Regions from separate parts of the Homo sapiens genome. Here all the other regions are linked to region 2. A link is a contact called in ENCODE Hi-C or POLR2A ChIA-PET data. All regions are on one chromosome and are shown on one strand. Each heading gives the region's core, a stretch centred on a gene start or an enhancer-like site at or near the end of the contact. The rest is flanking DNA. Distances are from core to core; before and after follow the strand shown.

Region 1 (2,700 bases), core at 150-2,649, 1.5 Mb before region 2:
CCCCAGATAGTACTGAAACCCATGACCAGGAAAAAACCAAAGGGTGGCTGAGGACACATCACCCCATAGATTTTCCAAAGGAGAACTTCGACCCAAAAACATTCTGGTAACATCTCTGTGCCTAGACAAGATGAAAGCAAAAGAGACAGAGATTTACTACAATGCAGTGTCAGGGTATTATTATTTGCCTTCTTTTCATGGGAAATATTTACAAACAGATAACAAATCTCTTTAAATGCACCATTTAACCATTTAATGCTTTGCCAAAAAAATAATTAAAATATGGTATAAAAAAGTACAGTAAAAGACAAATAGGCGATAATGTGAATTAGGGAGGAAAAGGTGGCATTTAGGAACGTCAGAGGAAACTGGAAATTATCTTACTGCAAGCCAGAGTGAGGCCGGAGAAATGGGGGATTGGTTCCAAGACTCTGCTTGGGACACAGGTGAAAAATACAGCAGAAAATCAGTTCCCTGTGGAGTGTGAAAATAATTAAGTGGCAGGCAATTAGACTGAGGTATTTCTAGTCCCTGAATTCTTACTTTAAAAAAAAAATCTAACTCAGGTGCATTATTTTTAATTACTACATTCAGAGAAACAAAATTCAGGCTTCAGCAACTGTAAACTGCCAATTAAGCTCTGATTACATAACCAGGAAATTTTCACCTTTAACGCACATATTAAGAAACCATGTAACTGTACCTAACCAATTAGTAAATTTGGTTTCTTCATCATGCATTTTATAAAAGACTTTCCTTCAAGCCTCTCCCACAGACCACAAACTACAAACCATAGCTGGGTGCTCTACAATTCTAGAACCACTCTTTGATTACATTCTTTAATATTTTTGCAGTGACGCCCATAAATTTTTAATAGGAGAAAATAGCAACTGGGAACCCCACGGACCAAAGCTCTTCCCATTCATGAACCCGCACCCCAAGTCAGGATTCTCCCCTGATGACCCTCCCGTGGTCCCCGCACAATCTGAGAAAGACGCGGCGCTGCGGGTGCAGAACTGCCAGAGAGGACTCCAGGCAGGGCACAGTCACAGTGCAGGGAAGAGACAGGACGCCCGGGGCCCCGGCTGTTGGCGCAGCCGCCAACTTACGGCTGAAGGAGACTGAGGCCGAGCTGGGCAAGGAGAACTCAGGGAGCAGATTGTGGAGCTGACTGCGGGGAGGCCTGAGTCCCGCCACAGCCACTTCCCACCGGTTCCGAGCAACTCCTTCCCCTCTCTCGTGATGTCGGACCCAGCACTCTCACCATGTCTAGGCTTTCAGGGGGTCCTGGCATCTTAGCTATGGATTTCCCAGTATCTTCAGGTCACGAAGCCACACACGCTGAGGACACAGAGCAGTGAAGGGTAGACCTGGAGCTCCGGCAGCAGAGAGAAACAATGGCCCAGCCACATCCCGGAAGCCGTCCTCGCCGCTCCAAATGTGTGCCTAATTGGACGGTTCCCAGTTCTGCGTGTCTGATTGGATACGGTTTAAGGGCCCGCCCCTTCAGGCCCTGAGTGACAGAAGATATGACCAAATGCTGGGCGGAGTGAAGAAAGAGTGATAGCCTAGGCTGCAGCCTTTTCAGGCAGGGCTTCCTCCCTGAGCTGAGCCAGGCACACCTTAGAGGGTATTTTCCCTTAACCTTGTGTATAAGGTCATAAGCACTTATAAATAATATATGGCTATTCACAAATTTAAAAAAATAATTATTTTAAAATTTCAGCTTTTATGACCTTCCTGGCTCCTAGTCCTTTGAACTAGCAGCCTGAGATTTTTAAAAGGAGCCAATCTTATGAAATAAGATGTGAGCCACATGTGAATTTTAAATTTTCTAGTAGCCAGACTTTAAAAATAAAGAAGGGCCGGGCGCAGTGGCTCACGCCTGTAATCCCAGCACTTTGGGAGGCCGAGGCGGGTGGATCGCCTGAGGTCAGGAGTTTGAGACCAGCCTGGCCAACATGATGAAACCCCGTCCCTACTAAAAATAAGAAAAAATAACCAGGCGTGGTGGTGGGCGCCTGTTATCCCAGCTACTCGGGAGGCTGAGGCAAAATAATCGCTTGAACCCGGGAGGTGGAGGGAGGCAGAGGTTGCAGTGAGCCGAGATCGCCCCACTGCACACTCCAGCCTGGTCAACAAGAGTGAAACTCCATCTCAAGAAAAAAAAAGAAGAGAGAAAGAGAGAGAGAGAAAGAAAGAGTGAAAGAGAGAGAGAGAGAAGGAAAGAGGGAAGGAAGGAAAAGGAAGGAAGGAAAAAGAAGAAAGAAAAGTGAAGAGAAGAGAAGAAAGAAAATAAAAGTGAAAGAAAAGAAAGCCGGGTGTAGTGTCCCATGCCTGTTATCTCAGCACTTGGGGAGGCCGAGGCAGGCGGATCACCCGAGGTCAGGAGTGCAAGACCAGCCTAGCCAACATGGTGAAACCCCGTCTCTACAAAAATACAAAAATTATCTGGGTATGATGGCAGGTGCCTGTAATCCCAGCTAATAGAGAGGCTGAGGCAGGAGAATCACTTAAACCCAGGAGGCAGAGGTTGAGGTGAGCCAAGATCACGCCATTGCACTCCAGTCTGGGAAACAGAGCAAGACTCCATCTCAAAAATAAAAAAATTTTAAAAAGAAGGAGAAGAAACAGGTGAAATTCATTGTAACAATTTAATTAACCCAATATATCCAAAATATTATCATTGTAATATGTGAG
Region 2 (2,836 bases), core at 210-2,709:
TGCCTGTAATCCCAGCTACTTGAGAGGCTGAGGCAGGAGAATCGCTTGAACCCAGGAGGTGGAGATTTCAGTGAGCCATGATTGCGCCACTGTACTCCACCTGGGCAACAAGAGCAAAACGCAAAACTCTGTCCAAAAAAAAAACCTTCTGTTTTAGGCTTAATATTAGCCTTAGCTTGGAGTCACTAGGCTCAAGCTTTGTCATGTCAGAGTTATTCACTTGGTTTTTGAAACTCAGTGTTTGAAAAATCCGTGAAATTACTCAAACACAGTATTTACATAAGGGAAGGAAATTTTAAGATGTCTATTTTTTTTTTAAGACGGAGTCTCACTTTGTCACCAAGGCTGGAGTACAATGGCAAGCTCTCGGCTCACTGCACCTCGCCTCCCAGGTTCAAGCAATTCTCGTGCGTCAGCCTCCCAAGTAGCTGGGATTACAGACGCCTGCCACCAATCCCGGCTAATTTTTGTATTTTTAGTAGAGACGGGGTTTCACTATGTTGGCCAGGCTGGCCTAGAACTCCTGACCTTGTGATCCACCCGCCACGGCCTCACAAAGTGCTGGGATTACAGGCATCAGCCACCGCGCTGGGCCAGGAAGGGGATTTAACCCTAACGCAGTTCCGGTTTTTGTGTCCTTCCCATATTGGCTGAGGTCCCACCGCACAATCTAAGCTGATCCTGGTTGGGCTAGACACAAACTTTTTCCATATAGGGTAAACGCGCGATGTTTTGAGAAAAGGAGAATGGGGAAAAAGAAGGGGTAGGGTTGATTTACAATTTTTACAACTTATGACCAGGAAGTTGAGTCTCTGAAGAGGAACTTAGCTGCCCTAACAACTCCTCAAGTGATCCGCCCGCCTCGGCCTCCCAAACTGCTGCGATTACAGGAGTGAGCCACCTTGCCCAGCCCCATAAATTTTTAATAGGAGAAAAGAGAAACTGTGAACCCAACCCACTAAAGCTCTTCCCATTCGTGAACCCGCACTCCGAGTCAGGATTCTCCCCTGACGACTCTCCCGTGGTCTCTGCACAATCTGGGAGAGAAGCGGCTCTGCGGGTGCGCAGCTGCCCAGCGAGGGCTCCAAGCCAGGGCACAGTCACCGCACAGTGAAGAGACAGGACGCCTGGGGGCTGCGCTATAAGCGCAGCCGCCATCTTATGGCTGAAGGGAACCGAGGCCGAGCTGGGCAAGAACTCCGGCGCAGATTGTGGAGCTGACTAAGGGGATACCTGAGTCCCGCCACCGTCACTTTCCACCGGTTCCAACCAGCCCCTCCCCGTCGCTTGGGATGTCGGACCGGCACTCTCACCATTTCTAGGCTTCCAGGGGTCCTGGTGTCTTAGCTGTGGATCTCCCAATACCTGCAGGTCACAGGGCCACAGAGGCTGGGCCTGTAGGAGCACAGGACACAGAGTAGTGAAGAGGAGACCTGGAGCTCCGGCTGCACCGAGAGACAAAGGACCCGCCAAACCAGAAGCCGCCCTGTTCGGTCCGGCTGCTTGCCTGATTGGACGTTTCCAGCCCAGCGTCCCTGATTGGATAATTCTTAAGGTCCCGCCCCCTCAGGACCTGAGTGACAGAAGATGTGATCACATGCTGGGCTGAGTGAAGAAGAGTAACAGCCTAAGCTGCAGCCTTTTCAGCCAGGGCTTCCTCTCTGAGCTGAGCCACGTCCACCCCAGAGCATGGGAACATTCTCTTTTTTACTCTCTCTTTTTGAATGTATTGAAAAGGTGAACAGAAGTATTTCGTTGTCATATTAATAATACCGTTGGAAGTAAAGTGTTTGGTGTCGCAAAGTGAAACCAGTACTCAGGCAAAAGTTTTTTTAGTAAGGCAATTTACTTCTGCAAAAGGTTTTTGTTTGCATTAATCACGATCGCAAGAGCACCCTGAACAAAGGAGGGAAGGGGTTTTTATTTTTAACGTAAAGTCTCTTCCTCTGTGTTACTCCCCCATGGGCTAGGGTCGGACCCCACAATCTAAACTGACCCGATTGGCTATTTGTAAATATTTTTCCAAATAAGGAAGGGAAGGGGCATGTATAAGTCACAGTGGTGGGACGTGTGGTTTTGAAGGGTGGGAAGGCTGCAGAGTGAGTAATCAAGGGAACAGATGTGAATTATTGATTAGAGCTGTTGGGAAGGAAGGTTGTTACAGTAACTAGGGGCAAGGAGGCATGGAGAACAAGCAAGTTGAGTTTGAGAACAAAGAACAAGAAAGTTAAGACTAAACCTTTGAAGAGGAATTTTATTGTATTTTACAATTTCCCCCTTTTAATTTTTATAATTAAAAAAAAACCTTTTTTTTTGAGATGGAGTTTTTGCTCTTGCTGCCTAGGCTGGAGTGCAATGGCACGATTTTGGCTCACTACAACATTTGCCTCCCAGGTTCAAGCAATTCTCCTGCCTCAGCCTCCCGAGTAGCTGGGAGTACAGGCATGTGCCACCACGACCAGCTAATTTTGTGTCTTTAGTATAGATGGGGCTTCTTCATATTGGTCAGGCTGGTCTCTAACTTCTGACCTCGGGTGATCCGCCCGCATCAGCCTCTCAAAGTGCTGGGATTACAGGCGTGAGCCACTGCGACCACACGCTTTTTAAAACTTTTTAAACATACCTTTACTTTGTTGTTTGACTTGATCTTTTAAAAGGAAAAGTTTATCTGAATAAGGTGGAGGAGAACTAAGGGAGGTTTTCGTAAGTGTCGTTTTTATAAGTCTTTGTACTAGCCCACAGATGCATGGTATGACACAACACCCAACAAGAATTAGTACACCTATTACAACTATAAGAGAAGTAAGAATTGAGGCTATGACTTTTTTTCGTTTAC
Region 3 (2,961 bases), core at 1-2,500, 1.2 Mb before region 2:
TTCTTTGCTTTCTTCTCATGGGAAATATTTACAGATATTTTTTTTAAAAAATCTTTTAAAAAACTTTTTGAAAAGCGTCATTTAATGCTTTGTCAAAAAATAATTAAAATACGGTATAGAAAAGTACACTAAAAGACAAATAGGCGATAACGTGAATTAGGGAGGAAAAGCTGGCATTTGGAAACACCAGAAGGAACTGGAAATTTAGTATCTTACTGCAAGCCAGAGGGAGGCTGGAGAAATGAGGAATGGGGGTTAGACTTAAGACCCTGCTTGGGACACAGGTGAAAAATGCAGCGGAAAATCAGCTCCCCATGGACTGTGAAAATAATTAAAAGGCAGGCAATTAGACGGAGGTGTCTTTAGTCCCTGGGTTCCTACTTTAAAAAAATCTAACTGACGTACATTTTTCAGTAAATTACTACATTGAGAGAAACAAAACTCAGCCCTAACCAACTATAAACTGCCAATTAACCTCTGATTACATAATCAGGAAATTTTCACCTTTATTGTACAAATTAAGAAACTATGTAACTCTACCTAACCAATTACTGAATTTGGTTTTCTTCATCATGCTTTTTATAAAAGTCTTTTCTTCAAGTCCCGCCCATGAAGCACAAATTACAAACCACAGCTGGGTGCTCCACAATTTTTGAATCACTCTTTGATTAAATTATTTAATGTTTTTATAGTGACTCCCATATATTTTTAACAGAAGACAAGAGGAACTGGGAACTCCACGGAACAAAGCTCTTCCCATTCATGAACCCGCACCCCGAGTCAGAACTGTCCCCTGAAGACCCTCCCGTGGTCCCTGCACAATCTGGGAAAGACGCGGTGCTGCGGGTGCAGAGCTGCCCAGAGAGGGCTCCAGGCCAGGGCACAGTCACTGTGCAGTGAAGAGACAGGACGCCTGGGGTCCCGACTGTCAGCACAGCCGCCATCTTATGGCTGGAGGGGACTGAGGCCGAGCTGGGCAAGGAGAACTCGGGGCGCAGACTGTGGAGCTGACTGCGGGGAGGCCTGAGTCCCGCCACAGCCACTTCCCACCGGTTACAACCAGCCCTTCCCCTCTCTCGGGATGTCCGACCCGGCACTCTCACCATTTCTAGGCTTTCAGGGGGTCCCGGTGTCTTAGCTGTGGGTCTCCCAATACCTGCAGGTCACAGGGCCACAGATGTTGGGCCTCTAGGAGCAGAGGACACAGAGCAGCGAAGGGGAGACCTGGAGCTCAGGCTGCGGCGAGAGACAAAGGCCCCGCCACATCCCGGAAGCCGTCCTGTCCGCTCCAGCTGCGTGCCTGATTGGACGGTTCCCAGCCTAGCGTCGCTGATTGGATAACGTTTAAAACCCCACCTTCTCAGGCCCTGAGTGACAGAAGATGCGAACAGATGCTGGGCTGAGTGAAGAAAGAGTGACAGCTTAGGCTGCCGTCTTTTCAGGCAGGGCTTCCTCCCAGAGCTTAGCCAGGCCCACCCCAGAGGGAATTTGTATTTAACCTTGTGTGTAAAGTCACATGCATTTATAAATAACATACTGTATGCCTATTCACAAATGAAAAGAATATAATAACAATTATTTTAAAATTTCGGATTTTATGACCTTCCCGGCTTCTGGTCTTTCAGCAGGCCGTCTGAAATTTTAGAACGGAGGTAATTTTCTGAAATAAAATGTGAGCCATATGTAAATTTTAAATTTTCTAGTAACCAAACTTAAAAAAAAAAAGTAACAGGTTGAATTGATTGTAACAATTTAATTAACCCAATATATCAAAAAATTTTCATTTTAATGTGTGAGAAATATGTGATTATTAATAAAGTATATAAATATTTGAAACTAAATCTTTGAAACTAACTCTGTATTTTACCTTTCTAGCACATCGCAGTTCAGACCAGGAACATTCCAGGCACTCAGGAGCCACACATGACCAAAGCTTCCACATTGAAGTGCAGCTCTGATGTCGGGAGGTGAAGGGCCCCAGCAAACCTTTTCTGCCAGAGGTGAAGGAAAAGCCTCTCCCTACCAACATCTCCCTTCAGTTCTGAGGGTGGAACAGATAGTGGCCATAGAAAGAGCAGAGGGCAGCAAGAACAAAATAACCACAAGGAGACCACTGATAGCCACCTGTTGCCCATTTTCTTCCAGAGATCAGACAGTGAAGAAAGAATGTTGGGGCCACAGGATAATAAAACTCTGTGTCTTCAGATCTGTCCACACTCTTGACCTCAAATGTTTAGATATGGAGAAAACAGATTAAAGGCAAAACTTATTTTGCTATTGGCCTTGGCCCTAATGGTCAGGCCGTAGTTATCTGTTTTCTCCTGTGGTGTGTGGGACTGTGTGGGTATAAGCACCAATCACATGCATACATGTCTACGTGTATTTCTGCATTACTCAACATTCTCTTACAAGTCACCCAACTTTAAATCAGGGGAAAAAATCAGTACCTATAGGGTGCCCACTGTTAGAAGGTAACTAGTAATCAACCTGTCATAGAATCCTGGTGTCCTATCTGCACGGGGTGCATGTATTAGTTAGCTATTGTAGCATAACAAATCGTCCAAAACTTATTAGTTCATAATTGAGATGGTCAGCCATTTAGGCTAGACTGAGTGGGGCCGTTCTTCTAGTCTCAGCTGAGCTCTTTGAGACACGTATCATCAGCTGCTTGTTGACTAGCCAGCTGTGCTTCTGGGGGTGAGCTTCTAGTTCTGGGGCTGTCAACAGGGCACCTTGCTTCTCCTTCCCATGGTATCTTATTTTCCAGCTGGCTAACATGGCTTTATTCAGGGAGATGGCAGCATTCTGAAAGAAAAACAGAAGCATTCAAGACCATTTGAGCCTGGGCCCCAAACTAGCCCACTGTCATGTTCACAAGTTTCTACCACTCTGAGCCAATAAGGCCAGCCAGATCTAGGGTTTGGAAAACAGATTCTGGATCTTGATGGAAACAGTTGTAAA
Region 4 (3,025 bases), core at 158-2,657, 1.2 Mb before region 2:
AGTACACTAAAAGACAAACAGGTGATAACGTGAATTAGGGAGGAAAAGCTGGCATTAGGGAATGCCAGGAGGAACTGGAAATTTAATATCTTACTGCAAGCCAGAGTGAGGCTGGAGATATGGGGGACGGGAGGTTAGATTTAAGACAGTGCTTGGGACACAGTTGAAAAATGCACCAGAAAATCAGTTCCCCATGGAGTGTGAAAATAATTAAGCGGCGGGAAATTAGACTGAGGTGTCTCTAGTCCCTGGATTCCTACTTTTAAAAAAATCTGGCTGGGCGCGGTGGCTCACGCCTGTAATCCCAGCACTTTGGGGAGGCCGTGGAGGGCAGATCACCTGAGGTCGGGAGTTCGAGACCAGCCTGACCAACATGCAGAAACCCGTCTCTACTAAAACCACAAAATTAGACGGGCGTGGTGGCGCATGCCTGTAATCCCAGCTACCTGGGAGGCTGAAGCATTGGATCGCTTGAACCCGGGAGGCAGAGGTTACGGTGAGACAAGATCGCCCCATTGCACTCCAGCCTGGGCAACAAGAGCGAAACTCCATCTTAAAAAAAAAAAATCTAACTGAGGTGCATTTTTAGTAAATTACTACATTGAGAGAAACAAAATTCATCCTTAACCAACTATAAACTGCCAATTAACATCTAATTACATAACCAGGAAATTTTCACCTTTATTTTACAAATTAAGAAACTATGTATCTGAACCTAACCAATTACTGAATTTGGTTTTCTTCATCATGCTGTTTATAAAAGTCTTTACTTCAAGCCCCGCCCATAAACCATAAATTACAAACCACAGCTGGGTGCTCCACAATTTTTGAATCACGCTTTGATTAAATGCTTTAGTGTTTTAACGGTGACTCCCATACATTTTCAACAGAAGAGGAACTGGAACCCCACGGACCCATTCATAAACCCGCACCCCGAGTCAGGATTCTACCCCTGGGACCCTCCAGTGGTCCCTGCACAATCCGGGAGAGACGCGCCGCTGAGGGTCCAGAGCTGCCCTGAGAGGACTCCAGGTCAGGGCCCAGTCACTGCGCAGGGAAAAGACAGGACGCCCGGGATCCCGCAGTCAGCGCAGCCGCCATCTTATGGCTGAAGGGGACTGAGGCCGAGCTGAGCAAGGAGAACTCCGGGCGCAGATTGTAGAGTTGACTGCGGGGAGGCCTAAGTCCCACCACAGCCACTTCCCACCGCTTACAACCCGCCCCTTCCCCTCTCTCGGGATGTCGGACCCGGCACTCTCACCATTTCTAGGCTTCCGGGGTACCTGGCGTCTTAGCTGTGGATCTCTCAATACCTGCAGGTCACAGGGCCACAGAGGCTGGGCCTCTGCGAGCAGAGGACACAGGGCAGTGAAGGCGAGACCTGCAGCTCCAGCTGCAGCGAGAGACAAAGGCCCCGCCACATCCCCGAAGCCGTCCTGTCCGCTCCAGCTGCAGGCCTGATTGGACGGTTCCCAACCCAGCGTCGCTGATTGGATAACTTTTAAAACCCCACCTTCTCGTGCCCTGAGTGACAGAAGATGTGATCAGTTGCTGGGCTGAGTGAAGAAAGGGTGACAGCCTAGGCTGCAGCCTTCTCAGGCAGGGCTTCCTCCCAGAGCTGAGCCAGGCCCACCCCAGAGGGAATTTGCCTTTAAACTTGTGTGTAAAGTCATATGCATTTATAAATAATATATGGCTCTTCACAAAGGAAAAAATATAATTTTATAATAACAATTATTTTAAAATTTCAGATTTTATGACCTTCCTGGCTTCTTTCTGGTCTTTGAGCAGGCAGGCTGAGATTTTAGAAAGGAGGTAATCCTCTGAAATAAAATGTGAGCCATATGTGAATTTTAAGTTTTCTAGTAGCCAAACTTGAAAAAGAAACAAGAACAGGTTGAATTGATTGTAACAATTTAATTAACCCAATATATCAAAAAAATTTTCATTTTAATGTGTGAGAAATATGTAATTATTAATAAAGTATATAAATATTTGGAACTAAATCTTTGAAACTAACTCTGTATTTTACCTTTCTAGCATCGCACTTCAGACCAGGCGCCACACATGGCCAATAACTGCCACATTGAAGTGCAGCTCTGATGTCAGCGGTGTGAAGGGCCCAAGCAAACCTTTTCTGCCAGAGGTGAAGGAAGAGCCTCTCCCTACCAACATCTCTCTTCCGTTCCGGGGGTGGAACAGATAGTGGCCAAAGAAAGAGGAGACGGCAGCAGGAATAAAATAATTACAAGTAAAGCACTGCTGGATGAGATCACAGGCGCGCGCCACCATGCTCGGCTAATTTTTTGTATTTTTAGTAGACACGGGGTTTCACCATGTTGGCCAGGCTGGTCCTGAACTCCTGACCTCAGGTGATCTGCCCGCTTTGGCCTCCCAAAGTGTTGGGATTACAGGCGTGAGCCACCGCACCCAGCCTCAAAATGTTTTTTCTTTCTTTTTTTTTAATTTTAAAAAATGATGGGAACATGTCAAAGGGAGCCAGCCTGAAAGAACTCCCAATGGTCCATCCTGGAACAATGTTAGCATCCAAATGAATAATTAGAGCACTGACCTATAAAATAAATCAAGTCAAATAAATAAATACCCATGCATTTACACTGATACACAAAAAACTTTAAATAAATAAAAAAGAAAAAAGGATAGGGAAATTTTTTTTTACAGAATTCCAAATACTAATCAACATAGATAAAATGCTAAAGAAACCATCACAAAACCACCAGTTATTATTGTATCCAAGGTTAACTGAGGAGTGTAAAAATTGTAAATAACACTTAAAAAATAAGCATTGTATTTGCATAGCACCAAAGTATCTGACTAAATTGTACCCTTCAGTTTTAAAGCAACCTATCACTATTAAAAGCAACAATTATGACTCTTTGTTACTGGATTTATAATATGTAGATGTAAAATTGTAAAAGCACCACAAAAGATCAACGAATAAAATAGAATCGCCCAGGCACGGTGGCTCACGCCTGCAATCCCAGCACTTTGGGAGTCCGAGGTG

Evidence for each region. A loop is a pair of places that touch in the nucleus more often than their neighbours do. ChIA-PET counts read pairs that join two places held with the same protein, here RNA polymerase II (POLR2A). Pooled maps may share reads with other maps.
Region 1: a loop to region 2 is called in a pooled map, with 4 times the contacts of the local background. The contact joins the promoter of ZNF493 here to the promoter of ZNF93 in region 2. A Hi-C loop is called at or near these places in 6 of 50 pooled maps. POLR2A ChIA-PET finds 5 or more read pairs at or near these places in 2 of 52 experiments (AG04450 and naive thymus-derived CD4-positive, alpha-beta T cell).
Region 3: a loop to region 2 is called in a pooled map, with 12 times the contacts of the local background. The contact joins the promoter of ZNF431 here to the promoter of ZNF93 in region 2. A Hi-C loop is called at or near these places in 6 of 50 pooled maps. POLR2A ChIA-PET finds 5 or more read pairs at or near these places in 2 of 52 experiments (AG04450 and Caco-2).
Region 4: a pooled map shows a loop between it and region 2 (6-fold over the local background). The contact joins the promoter of ZNF714 here to the promoter of ZNF93 in region 2. A Hi-C loop is called at or near these places in 4 of 50 pooled maps. POLR2A ChIA-PET finds 5 or more read pairs at or near these places in 2 of 52 experiments (A673 and AG04450).

Annotation. Positions count from the first base shown.
Region 1 is chr19:21,395,832-21,398,531 of GRCh38, reverse strand. ZNF493 (zinc finger protein 493) reads right to left here and starts at 1,399. Exons shown (of 4, transcript NM_001076678.3): 1 at 1,265-1,399. The coding sequence starts at 1,294. RefSeq lists a silencer at 1,122-1,360.
Region 2 is chr19:19,899,569-19,902,404 of GRCh38, reverse strand. ZNF93 (zinc finger protein 93) reads right to left here and starts at 1,459. Exons shown (of 4, transcript NM_031218.4): 1 at 1,314-1,459. The coding sequence starts at 1,316. RefSeq lists enhancers at 1-257, 806-1,355, 890-1,489.
Region 3 is chr19:21,140,329-21,143,289 of GRCh38, reverse strand. It overlaps ZNF431 (zinc finger protein 431), which reads right to left and starts at 1,250. Exons shown (of 5, transcript NM_133473.4): 1 at 1,104-1,250. The coding sequence starts at 1,106. RefSeq lists an enhancer at 745-1,224.
Region 4 is chr19:21,080,585-21,083,609 of GRCh38, reverse strand. It overlaps ZNF714 (zinc finger protein 714), which reads right to left and starts at 1,407. Exons shown (of 5, transcript NM_182515.4): 1 at 1,262-1,407. RefSeq lists an enhancer at 919-1,068.